Linked DNA regions of Homo sapiens: region 2 is linked to region 1. A link is a loop called in an ENCODE intact Hi-C map of the cell type or tissue named here. Cell type or tissue: heart right ventricle. All regions are shown on one strand. Links, peaks and the distances in the headings refer to the core of each region. The heading gives the core; the rest is flanking DNA.

Evidence for each region. A loop is a pair of places that touch in the nucleus more often than their neighbours do. Peaks named below come from ENCODE experiments on the same cell type or tissue, not always from the same donor. Only the 100,000 strongest peaks of a DNase experiment are listed, where the experiment ranks them.
Region 2: a loop joins it to region 1, with 2.0 times the contacts of the local background. A loop is called at or near these places in 5 of 110 quality-filtered maps.

What each region holds. Positions count from the first base shown.
Region 1 is chr9:68,946,714-68,952,093 of GRCh38, forward strand. The region is part of intron 14 of PIP5K1B (phosphatidylinositol-4-phosphate 5-kinase type 1 beta); the gene reads left to right. Among named protein-coding and RNA genes, the nearest start is that of PRKACG, 65 kb to the right of the region's middle. RefSeq lists enhancers at 24-700, 3,130-3,749, 3,750-4,369. In heart right ventricle, for the core only: a CTCF peak has its summit at 3,056; a DNase peak (open chromatin) is centred at 3,089; H3K27ac peaks cover 1,419 bases.
Region 2 is chr9:68,892,603-68,897,982 of GRCh38, forward strand. PIP5K1B (phosphatidylinositol-4-phosphate 5-kinase type 1 beta) reads left to right here. Exons shown (of 16, transcript NM_003558.4): 8 at 1,737-2,036. Among named protein-coding and RNA genes, the nearest start is that of PABIR1, 120 kb to the left of the region's middle. RefSeq lists an enhancer at 3,547-3,696. In heart right ventricle, for the core only: no CTCF peak of the experiment used is centred there; no DNase peak of the experiment used is centred there; H3K4me3 peaks cover 692 bases; H3K27ac peaks cover 3,330 bases.

The DNA of each region.
Region 1 (5,380 bases), core at 188-5,187:
TCTGCTGACTCCTGCCTTGCAAACAGACCTTCCTACCCCCACCACCTCAGATGGTGGTGGGTAAAGATGCTCATGCGTCTTGCTAAATCATCCCTTAGGACATTAGCTCTCAAACTGCCACTTCTAGTGATCTAACATTGGGCAAGTTACTTGCTCGTCATGTGCCTCAGTTTCCTCATTTGTAAAGTGTGAATTACTATACTACTGCCCCCAGAGTTGTTATAAAGATTAAATGAAATAACAATTAGAAAGCATTTATACCTTGTGGCACATAGTAAGCCCCATAAAACATTTGTTGAAATAAAATAACCAAGTGATTTGAGACACTAATACCTTGCAGCTGCCGCATAAGTCTCACTGTAAAGGGCATGATGTTTTTGACAAAAAGCCATCATGGAGTGCTTTGTTAGAGTCCTTTCAGGAAATGGAAAACACACTTGGAATTTCAAAGGGAATTGGTTACAGAATGTGGGGAGGCTGGAAGACTGAAGGGGGAAATTCCAGAAACTCAGGTAAATAACTGCAGGAGGCAGCTCCCACCATGAGCTCTGCCACGATACCTGCTGCCGCCTTGGAGAAGGGACAGTGGCGGAGGATGCTACCTGAAGAGCTGGGATAGTGCAAGAACATAGCCACCTCCAGAGACACTGCCCTGAAATGGAAGAAAGATAAATGAGAGCAGAAAGCCAGCAGCTTCTGTCCTCCTGCCACCTTCTCATCCAACTCCTGCAATGCCTTGACTGACAGGACCTAGTCAAGAGGCCTATGGGATATCGTTTGCAACTCTGGGCCCCAGCATTGCAAAGTAGAGTTGAGATAGGATAAAAACAACCACAACACATGGAGCAAAAGCTAGATAGACACAGGATCTTTTTTAAAAGAGAGAGAGAGGAAAGGGTCAAAGCTTTACAAAGGTAGTGTGAGTGCAAGAACAGGAATCAATTTAGGCTTTTATAGAAGTAATCATGGAACCAATTTATTCTCATGCCATTGTAATAGTACTATGTAAAGTAGCCATAAATTTTTTAATGATCTGTGCAATTAGAGACTCCAGTATTTACCAATAAGTCTGTCTGACAATCAGTAATGCATTCCCTGGTACTGTGCTGGTTGTAAATACTCATAGAAATGTCTTAGCTAATTCTAGACACATGGGATAGATCTTTAGTTTGAGAATTCCTCAAAGAGGCTTGTAAGCTTGAGGAACCCAAGTGAGACTCCCTCTGATAAGGCAGGTGACACAGTTTGGGAGCAGATAGCCATCACCCATGCCCTTACAAAACATTTCTGCTTTATTACCAATACATCATTTGTGAACCCACCACCCCTGCAACATCTTATCTGAATCTTTCTTAGTCTGGAGCAAACACAGAATGAGGGGAAAATGTGGTCACATTCTTTCATTCTTAGTAAAGAAAGGATTTAGTCACCTTTTCCCAAGTGTCAAGAAATGAAGTCATCAAGCAAATGATACCACATGTTTAGAGAAGCAAAAACCTTCCTTATTCTTCAGTCTCTTGAAAGAAGGATATTCCATTTTAAAAATCAAAACCATTATAGCATTACCAGTGAACCTGAGTGGTGTCACATCTCTCTCCAGTTGTGGCTGAGGCACATGCTGAAAAAGTTGGAACCTGGCTGCGAGTGATGGCTCATGCCTCTAATCCCAGCACTGTGGGAGGTGAGGCAGGAAGATCTCTTGAGCCCAGGAGTTCGAGACCAACCTGGGCAGCTTAGCAAGACCTCATTTCTACAACAACAACAGCAACAACAACAAAAAACACATCTGAGCATGGTGGCACGTGCCTGTAGTCCCAGCTACTTGGGAGGCTAAGATGGGAGGATTGCTTGAATCCAGGAGTTCCAGGTTTCAGTGAGCTGTGATCATGCCACTGCACTCCAGCCTGGGCAACAGAGGCGAGACCTTGCCTCAAAAAAAAAAAGGAACCTGCAGAAGTTTTATAATATGCCTGTTAGTTTAGTTTTTCCTCCCCACCCCCAGAAAAAAAAAAAATAGAAGAAAAAACATGGATTTACATCACATTAGTCTGCACCTGGATTTTGCCAGATGTCTTTTTTCCTTTTTGACAAATTATAGAATTACTTCTGAAGTGATTAGCTTTTCAAATGATCCCTCATATATTTCTGCCAGGGCAGGAAATTGAAGTGAATTTTTCAGATATCTGACATTATATGAAGAATAATTTAGGATTCAGCATTAATTCAAAGAACATTCACATTTTTTGAGGAATTCATGTGAGATAATATTTCTGGGTACTTTTTGTGTGTTACTAAGATTTTTAAATCGATTTAGTTTATGGATAAATCATATTGCCAAAAAAAGTGGGAAAACTGTTGGCCAATTTTTGAATATTTTAACTGACAAAAAAAAAAAGACTTCTTTATCCATTCTTTGCCTCTTAATTCTGGAACTAAAACACTACATCTTTATTTCCCTTGACTTAAAACACTAGTGCTATGTCTCTGGAAGAATGGTTTGCTGGTAGTGGATGTACCTTTGTAGACACTCTTCAATTCTCTGCCCTCCTTCGTGGAGCCTCTAGAGAAATGCTTCTCAGTGTGACTAGCTCCTACATCAGGGTACCTACCTCTAGAAATGGAGCCCTGAAGTCTGCATTTTGGCAAGCTCCTTAAGAAATTCTTACCCACACTAGGATATAAAAGTTCTTTGGAAATAAACTCTTCTCCCCTCTCTGTTCTTTCTGAGTAGTGAAACAGCACCTGTCTGTGGTTCAGCTGAGACACAGCTGGACTCTCTGAAGAAATTAAGAGGACATAACATGTAATGCCAGAAATATAAAACCATAGCAAAGTGGATATGTTTTCAGATTCTAGTAAGGAGAACAGGACCTCAGTTCCTTTCTCATACTTCAGACATGCCTGGACAGGCCCTAAGCAAAAGTGACTTTTTGCCTTAAAGGTGTTAAAAGAAAAAGTTCAGCTGAATTAAATTGAAAGGAGTTTACTTGAGCAGTGAACAATATGTGAATCGGGCAGCCCCCAGAATCATATAGCAGATTCAGAGAGACTCCAGCGCCGACACGTGGTGGAAGAAGATTTATGGACGGCAAAAGGAAAGTGGCGTGCAGAAAACCGAAGTGAGGCACAGAAACTACTGGCTTGGTCAGAGCTCGGCGTTTGCCTTATTTGAACACGGTCCGAACAGTTGGCTACATCTGATTGGCCAAGACTCAGTGGTTGGCACAAATGTAAACTATGGTTGGTTTACACTTCCGCTTGTTGTATAGTTATCGATGTACAGAAAAACCTTTAGGCCAAACTTAAATATGTAAGGAGGCAGCTTTAGGCTAAACTTCATTTAACAAAGGTATTTTAGGTTAGCAACACCTCTGGGAAATGCTTCAGCCAGCCCCAAACCTGCTTCCCAGTGTGGTTCCTCTGACCTGAAGCCAACATACATTTCTGCCCAGCAGCTATTCGTGACCTCCCTGAGTCTACAGAGATCCTTGGTTCTGTAGTCAAGCAGGGTAATTCTCTTTCAGATTCCTTGGCCTCCACTGACTCCCCCTCTTTGCTTAAAGGTCAGTTTGGTCCTTCTGAGCCTTGAGAGTCCCCCTCTCCACCCTGACCATTTCACTCTGCTGTTTGCTTTGTCCACGTGACAGTTGCACTCTTGGGTGAAGCTGGCCTTATGCAAATTTCGTCTCACCCTAGAGAGCCCCTGGCCAGCAGCCTCACACAGGGCAGCACCCTTCCCAGGAGCTTGTCCATACCCATTCAGCTGCCTTCCCTGCCATGGCCTCTCTTCGAGACGTTTCCCTTTGGCCCAACCACTGTATTTCCATTTGCCTTCTGAGCCTAGCTCTTGTGTTGTGTACAAAGTAGTGTTCCCTGTGTGGGCCTGGGATCTGTAACAGGTGAACTTCCAGGTTCATGTTACCAGTTCTGGCCATGTCTCCTCCACCCAGAGGTCCTCTAGCTGGGGGGTCTGCAAGAATCCCAAGATTCATTTTTGTTTCTCTGATATGCTTCAAACATACAGGAAGAGTAACAAACAATTTCTTCCAAGGCAAGTAGAAAGTTGGTCCCGACATCCTCTGTTTAATCCTTCTGTTACCTGTGGAGTCATCACCACAGTAGTGAGCCTTATCTCCTGTAATTTAAATGACTTGTTGATTTGGGAGGGAAGGAATTTCACTGGGGAAGTCCACTAACATAAACCTGCTGCTGAGGACTCATTCACTTCACAGCACCAAGCTGGCCCAGCCTCCCCACAGACAGACCAAACGCCTCTACCACAACCTGCCTTTGCATTTAGTTCATGATAGTTATGGGTGCAGGAGAATTAGGTAAGTGTAAGGAGGGAACTAGGAGACAATGTTAAACTCTCCATTCAGAATAATATTAATCTAAAATGGAATCATTTAATAACCTGTTTTCAAGGATAAAGTAATAAAGGTGACATGTGTAATGAAGTAATGGAGCTCATTATTTTTCCAGCCAGCCCTATTAAAAATTAGTGTGTGGAAGGTCACAAATAACTTAAAAATGACCAGATTTGTTTTCAAAATGAAGGATTTGGCTATAATGCAAATTTCATCCTGAAGGCTACATGGGGAAAAAAATAATGGTAGAGTTTCTCTGTCTTTTCTTTCATTGCTTCTCATCACACTGGAAGAATGGTTCAGACTAAGCACTTTGTCTGGGAGAAGATTTTTTGTCTTTTATTTATGTATGAGTGCATTTCAGTTGGTGTCCTCCTAATTCCAACCACCCTCACCTGCTGCTTTCTGTGTGGTCACTGAGTTGTGACAGGAGAGAGGCCAGGTATTCGAAGGCCAGGTCAAAGCTCATTTAGGGAACCGGTCGAGCCTTCGCCTTTTCCCTGTTCACCCTCCTGCCTTTCCAACCTAAGTGGTAAAACTCATCCTGAAAGAATCACGGAGCTTTGGAGATGAGAGGGAACTTTGGCCATCATGTCATCCAGCCCTTTTATTTATTAAAAAAGGTATTGATTGATTTTAAAATTTATAAATTATTTTTGTAACAAAACTCTATGCCCAGAGTTTAACAAATAGTCGTGTAACATGTGTTAAGAAAAAGAGCAAGCCGTAGTCCACCTCCCCCTACGTCTTCATGTGCAATCACCTTCAACTCTTTGAGCTGATTCCTTTGGCAATTACTTTGGTTTTTCTAAATAACATGCTTATATTGTTATTGCTTGATCTATTGGGTGTAGGCATTAGCTAATAACTGCCCACTATAGAAGACGAAGATTTAGCTGTCTTTTCTCCACCCGACACATACCACGTATGTGTACTGTTCCCACCCCCTCCTCCTACACCCTTCCAGTTTCCCTGTATAGTTACATCTTGACTGTAGTCCGATCGATATTGAG
Region 2 (5,380 bases), core at 213-5,212, 54 kb before region 1:
TTAATTCCATATGGAGTAAAGACCAAATGTAATGACCAAAACTATTAAAAATTTGGAAGAAAATAAAAGTTTATGACTTTGGGATATAAAAAAGCTTTGTTAAACAAAAAGCAAAAAGCAAACACACACACACACAAATAAGAAACAAGTAAATAAACATGACCACATCAAAAGGCAACACATTTAGGCCAAGTGCAGTGGCTCATGCCTGTAATCCCAGCACTTTGGGAGGCCAAGGCAGGAGGATCACTTGAGGTCAGGAGTTCGAGACCAGCCTGGCCGACATATAGTGAAACCCTGTCTCTACTAAGAATACAAAAATTATCTGGGTGTGGCGGCACACACCTGTAGTCCCAGCTACTTGGGAAGCTGAGGAAGGGGAATCACTTGAACCTGGGAGGCGGAGGTTGCAGTGAGCCAAGATCATGCCACTGCACTCCAGTCTGGGTGACAGAGTAAGACTCCGTCTCTCAAAAAATTAAAAAAAAAAATTTAAGGCAACACATTTATATAACCAAAAATACCAGACACAAAATTAATATAAGCACCTTGAATATTTCTGGAATGAAATAAAGTGAGAGCAGTGGTTTTCTCAAATGTTGAGAATTGGGGGAAGAATCAAGGATAGCAGAGACACTTTTCATTGACTACATGCCGTTTTGTAAACTATTTTAATTTCTTATCTACTTTAAAAGGGAACAAAAGTAGGCATGTATTCCCTATTTTTTTTCTTTTTTTTTTTTTTTTTTGAGACAGAGTCTCGCTCTGTCACCCCGGCTGGAGTGCAGTGGCATGATCTCGGCTTAGTGCAACCTCTGCCTGCCGGGTTAAAGCAATTCTCCTGCCTCAGCCTCCCGAGTAGCTGGGATTACAGGCATGCGCCACCAGGCCAGGCTAATTTTTTAATTTTTAGTAGAGACAGGGTTTCACCATGCTAGCCAGGCTGGTCTCGAACTCCTGACCTCGTGATCCACCCGCCTTGGCCTCCCAAAGTGCTGGGATTACAGGCGTGAGCCACAGTGCCCAGCCTCCCTGTTTTTTTAAATAATAAAAAAGACAACAGACTAGAAGAAACTACCCCATATAGATGAGAGAAATGATAAATATCCAGAGTATATCAAGAATTTCAACAGTGACAAAAACCTGCAGAAAAAAATGAGCAAAATTATCTTTAAGGTGACTAAAAATACATAAGTAATCAATGGCATTCAAATTTTTAAAAACAGGTTTCTATTTTTCACTAATCATGCTTACAAAGATTTTAAAGTTTGGGTACTATTCAGCCCTGGTAAGAGTAATGGGAAAATCTATGTACAGTCTTACATAGTGTGGTTGTAAATTGGTCTGCCATTTTGGAAGACAGTTTTGCAGGAGCTATTAAAATTTTAAATGTTCATCCCTCATACCTTGGCAATTCGTTTTCTCTTTGGCTACCTTAGAGAATAGTCACTCATGGCACCAGTCAATTCCTTGCCTGTTTTTAGTTGGAGCCAATTTGGGACATTATGTCCAATCCAGTCACTTTCACTGCCCTGAGTTTAGAATAATAAAATTGCTGTCCAGTAAGCAGACTTAAGAAATAGATTAGAAACAGCAAAATTTTAGTAATGAACATTAATAAAGATAATCACATCCCATTTTTAATTATTATATCAGCATGAAAACACATCTTTAGTGGAGCATTATTTTGTCAAAATAGAAGATTGTAAATATATTTTTCTTTTTTTGGTTTCTAGAATTTAAACCAGAATCCAAGGACTCTTTTGCCAAAATTTTACGGACTGTATTGTATGCAATCAGGAGGCATTAATATCAGGATTGTGGTGATGAACAACGTTTTGCCACGCTCCATGAGAATGCACTTTACATATGACTTGAAAGGCTCAACGTATAAGCGAAGAGCATCCCGTAAAGAGAGAGAGAAATCCAACCCCACATTTAAGGACTTAGATTTCCTGCAAGACATGCACGAAGGGTTGTATTTTGATACGGAAACATACAACGCGCTTATGAAAACACTTCAGAGAGACTGCCGGGTAAGGAAGTTTGATTGTTGTGATTTCCTTTGAACTCTGTGCTCATGTAAACTGTGGCTGCCACTTATTGAAAGCATAGAAATAAGGAATGTCCAAAGTGGCAGACATGTGGAATCCTATCTTTCCCAATCCTGGCGCTGAGCCATGCTTCCCTGATATTGAAGGAATTGGTAGATGATAAGGGAGTTATCTAGAGTCCTTAACCTACATCTCTGTTGATTTTACTAATAAGCTAAGTCAGCTTTCTTTGATAAAATGAAACAAGAAAGCTTTGTTTTCTTTTCTTTCTCCGCTGTGGGGAAGATAGTTTAACTAGAAAGAAATAGAATTTAGGTTTAATGTGGTGTTGAGTAAGAAAAGCCGTATAGAAATCTTGGAAGAAGTAAGACTCGAACTGGGGAGACAAGTTTAAAGAAAATGTACTTGGGATTAATAATGGCTCCCTAGAGATCAGTGTGGATGCAAAACTATGATATGAGCAGCACGTTTGCTGAAATTATTTTATGTGGTCTGAATAAGAGGTGAGCAGGAATGAAGCTTGCCAATTAGGGCAGACACCATTCCATGCAAACTTAGCTGGAGTGATTGTCCAAAGTGGGGAGGAATTCCCCCAGGCTGCAATGCTTTAAAAAAAAAAAAAAAAAAAAAACTAAGGGAAGATTTTTTCTAACATGGTGAAAAGAGATAAAAATTTTTTTAGAGAAAAGAAAAATGCAGTGCTAATAACTTCTGAAGGATAATAATCATGGGAGAACCGTCCAGCCACTTGGCTAAGTTGGGTAGTGGAGGTGGGCAGAAAGCATGATGGCACAGGCTGTGGTTTTCTGCACTTTCCATGGGCCTGGACGGATGACCCATGTTGTTATAGGGGAGGGGAGACACTTCTCTGCCAGACCCAAACTCACGTGAAGGTGAGGAAGACAGTCTGACACCCCTTCTAAGGTATAAAGTAGGGAATTTCCACTAAGGAACACAGGTCTACTGTTTCTGTTTTTTTTTTTTTTATTTCTTCCTTTCTGCCTGTTATAGCTTGCATGATTGTGCACAAAAATGTGTCCTTAGAATTGTTTTTCTTTATTGACAGAGATGTTACTCCTATTGTTTAGCTACCGTTTATTGAATGCTTACAGTATGCCAGGTTAGTCTAAGGTTTTTTTAATGCATCATTTCACTTAATTCTCTCAGCAATTCTTTGGAGTCAGTACTATTCATACTTCCATTTTAATTGCTGAAGAATTGGGTTCTTAAAGAGATTCAGAAACTTATCCAGCATTACTTACCAAGTCAATGACAGAGCCCACATCTGTTTGGGTACAAAGGCATGTGCTTCTAACAACTAAAACTTAAAGTCTCACTCTGAGGATTTTTTTTTAATTATCTTTTCAGAAGTCAGGGAAGGAGCAGTAGGAACCAAGCAAACAGACGAACAAAAAACGTCCAGCAGATATTCAGATATCTGAGTGGATTTGAGTGATGCATGTTTTTCTATTCAAAAAACGTAAAAACAGAACACACATATTTTAGTAGAAATCTTTTTCCTGTGTTTTTTCTGCCCTTTACAGGATGTGGGTAAAAAGTGACTCTCAATTCCCCAGAGTTTAGTGTCAGCCTCTCCAGTTTTAAGTTTGCTTTCTCTTTTGTGTGCTTCTTGCCTCTTTAGTATGGAAAGCCTTTATCTGCTGCCTTCTAATACCACATGCTTCTCTGCCAGAAAAAAAAAAAAAAGCAAATGTAAAAGAGCCATTGCTCAGGATTTGTCTATTTATTAGTGTTTCCTGAGCTCAGGACTGAGACCGCGAGGTCAAACCAAACTTTTCATCACAAGTGAGACCCTGGAGATTTGCCTTTTTATTTTTTATTCTTTGGCAGGTTTGTTGTTCTAAGGAACATAAAGGTCAAGGTAGAGGTATCCTGAGGCTAACTCCCTCTTACTCACTGCATTTGCAGTTGTACAAGACACAGATCCTGGACATTCTTCAAAATATGTACATCTGCCTTCAGAAAGGCTTCTCTTGGGCTGGTATGGGAGTGTGTAAATGCTGAGCTGTAGGGGAACTCAGCTCCCTTCCCTGATCTGTCCTGACCATGACCAAGTCCTCTGGGATCTGGATTCAACAGCTGGTGCTCTGAGCAGAGCTGCCTCAAGGAAAGCCTATTTCTGGAATGGTGAATATTAATATTTAATAGTCAAGGGCCTCTTAGTAAATCGTATGAATGCTGTGAACTCTCCTCCCCCCAAAAAATGCCCATCCTCGTGATGGATCGTGAATCTCTTGGAGCCCGTTGTTCCTTCCCTTCCTTCTTCCCCAAGGCTCAGAATCCCCTTCCTAGAGTTACCTCTCTCTCTCTTCAGGTCATCCTCTGAAAGGCCAACTCACTGGATGATTGCAATAGGATATGTGGTTGACATCGCCCCAATATTGCCCTTGCTTTGCAGAGCTGAGCCTCAGTGCTGGCTGAGGGGCTGCAGAGACCCAGAGGGTCTGCAAGGTTAGTCTGAGCTGAGGCCAGCACCTATCAATCAGGAATCTCCTCTGCTAAAATTCCTGTGAGACAGTATGGCTAAGGCTCTAGAAACAAACCAGTTAGAGAAATGTATTACTGTATCAGCACCCCAGGCAGAGAAAGGTGAACTAAACCTATATTAGGATATATGCTTCTATTCACTTATCAGCACATATTGCAAGCACACTACATGCCAAGCATGAGGTGCACGACCTTTATTTTTTATCAATTGCCATACAGTCTAGTATGTGCAATGATATTATATTGTGAAGATTAGAGTAGGGAACATTGTAGCTTGCTTTTAAAGGATGAGAAGCTTTCTCCGGATAGGCAAAGCAGTAGAAGCATATTTCTAGGATAAGAGAACAATAGGTATGAAACAATGGGTGTGAAATAGCACAATGTGTTCCGGGAGCTATAGTTGTTTGGTTTTGGGGCAGTTAATAGGGAGAGCATGTGGGGTAGAAGAGGAAAGTGGCCACATAATATGAGAGCCACATATTGTCAGAAGACCCTTTCTGGTGGTGCCAGGGAGCTCTTAAGGACTTAGCAGTAGCAAATCCAAGAATCCCAGACCTTTGGACCCCAGCTTCTTTGTTGTTCCCAGACGGATTTGTTAAGCCTCTTAACCTATGGCTGACCTCCCCCTGCTTCTTGGCGCCCCCACCTCTCCTTTCATATTTTGGCTTGACATCTCAGACCCTGGAATTCTATTTCCTTTAGCATGAGTGCTGGCCGGAAGGGCCAGCTTGACCTAGCTTATTCCCTGCTCCCCATGGACTGCTTCCCTGACTGCCAATCAGAGCTGCCGTTTCTGAGCTCTGCGTCTGAAAAGACCT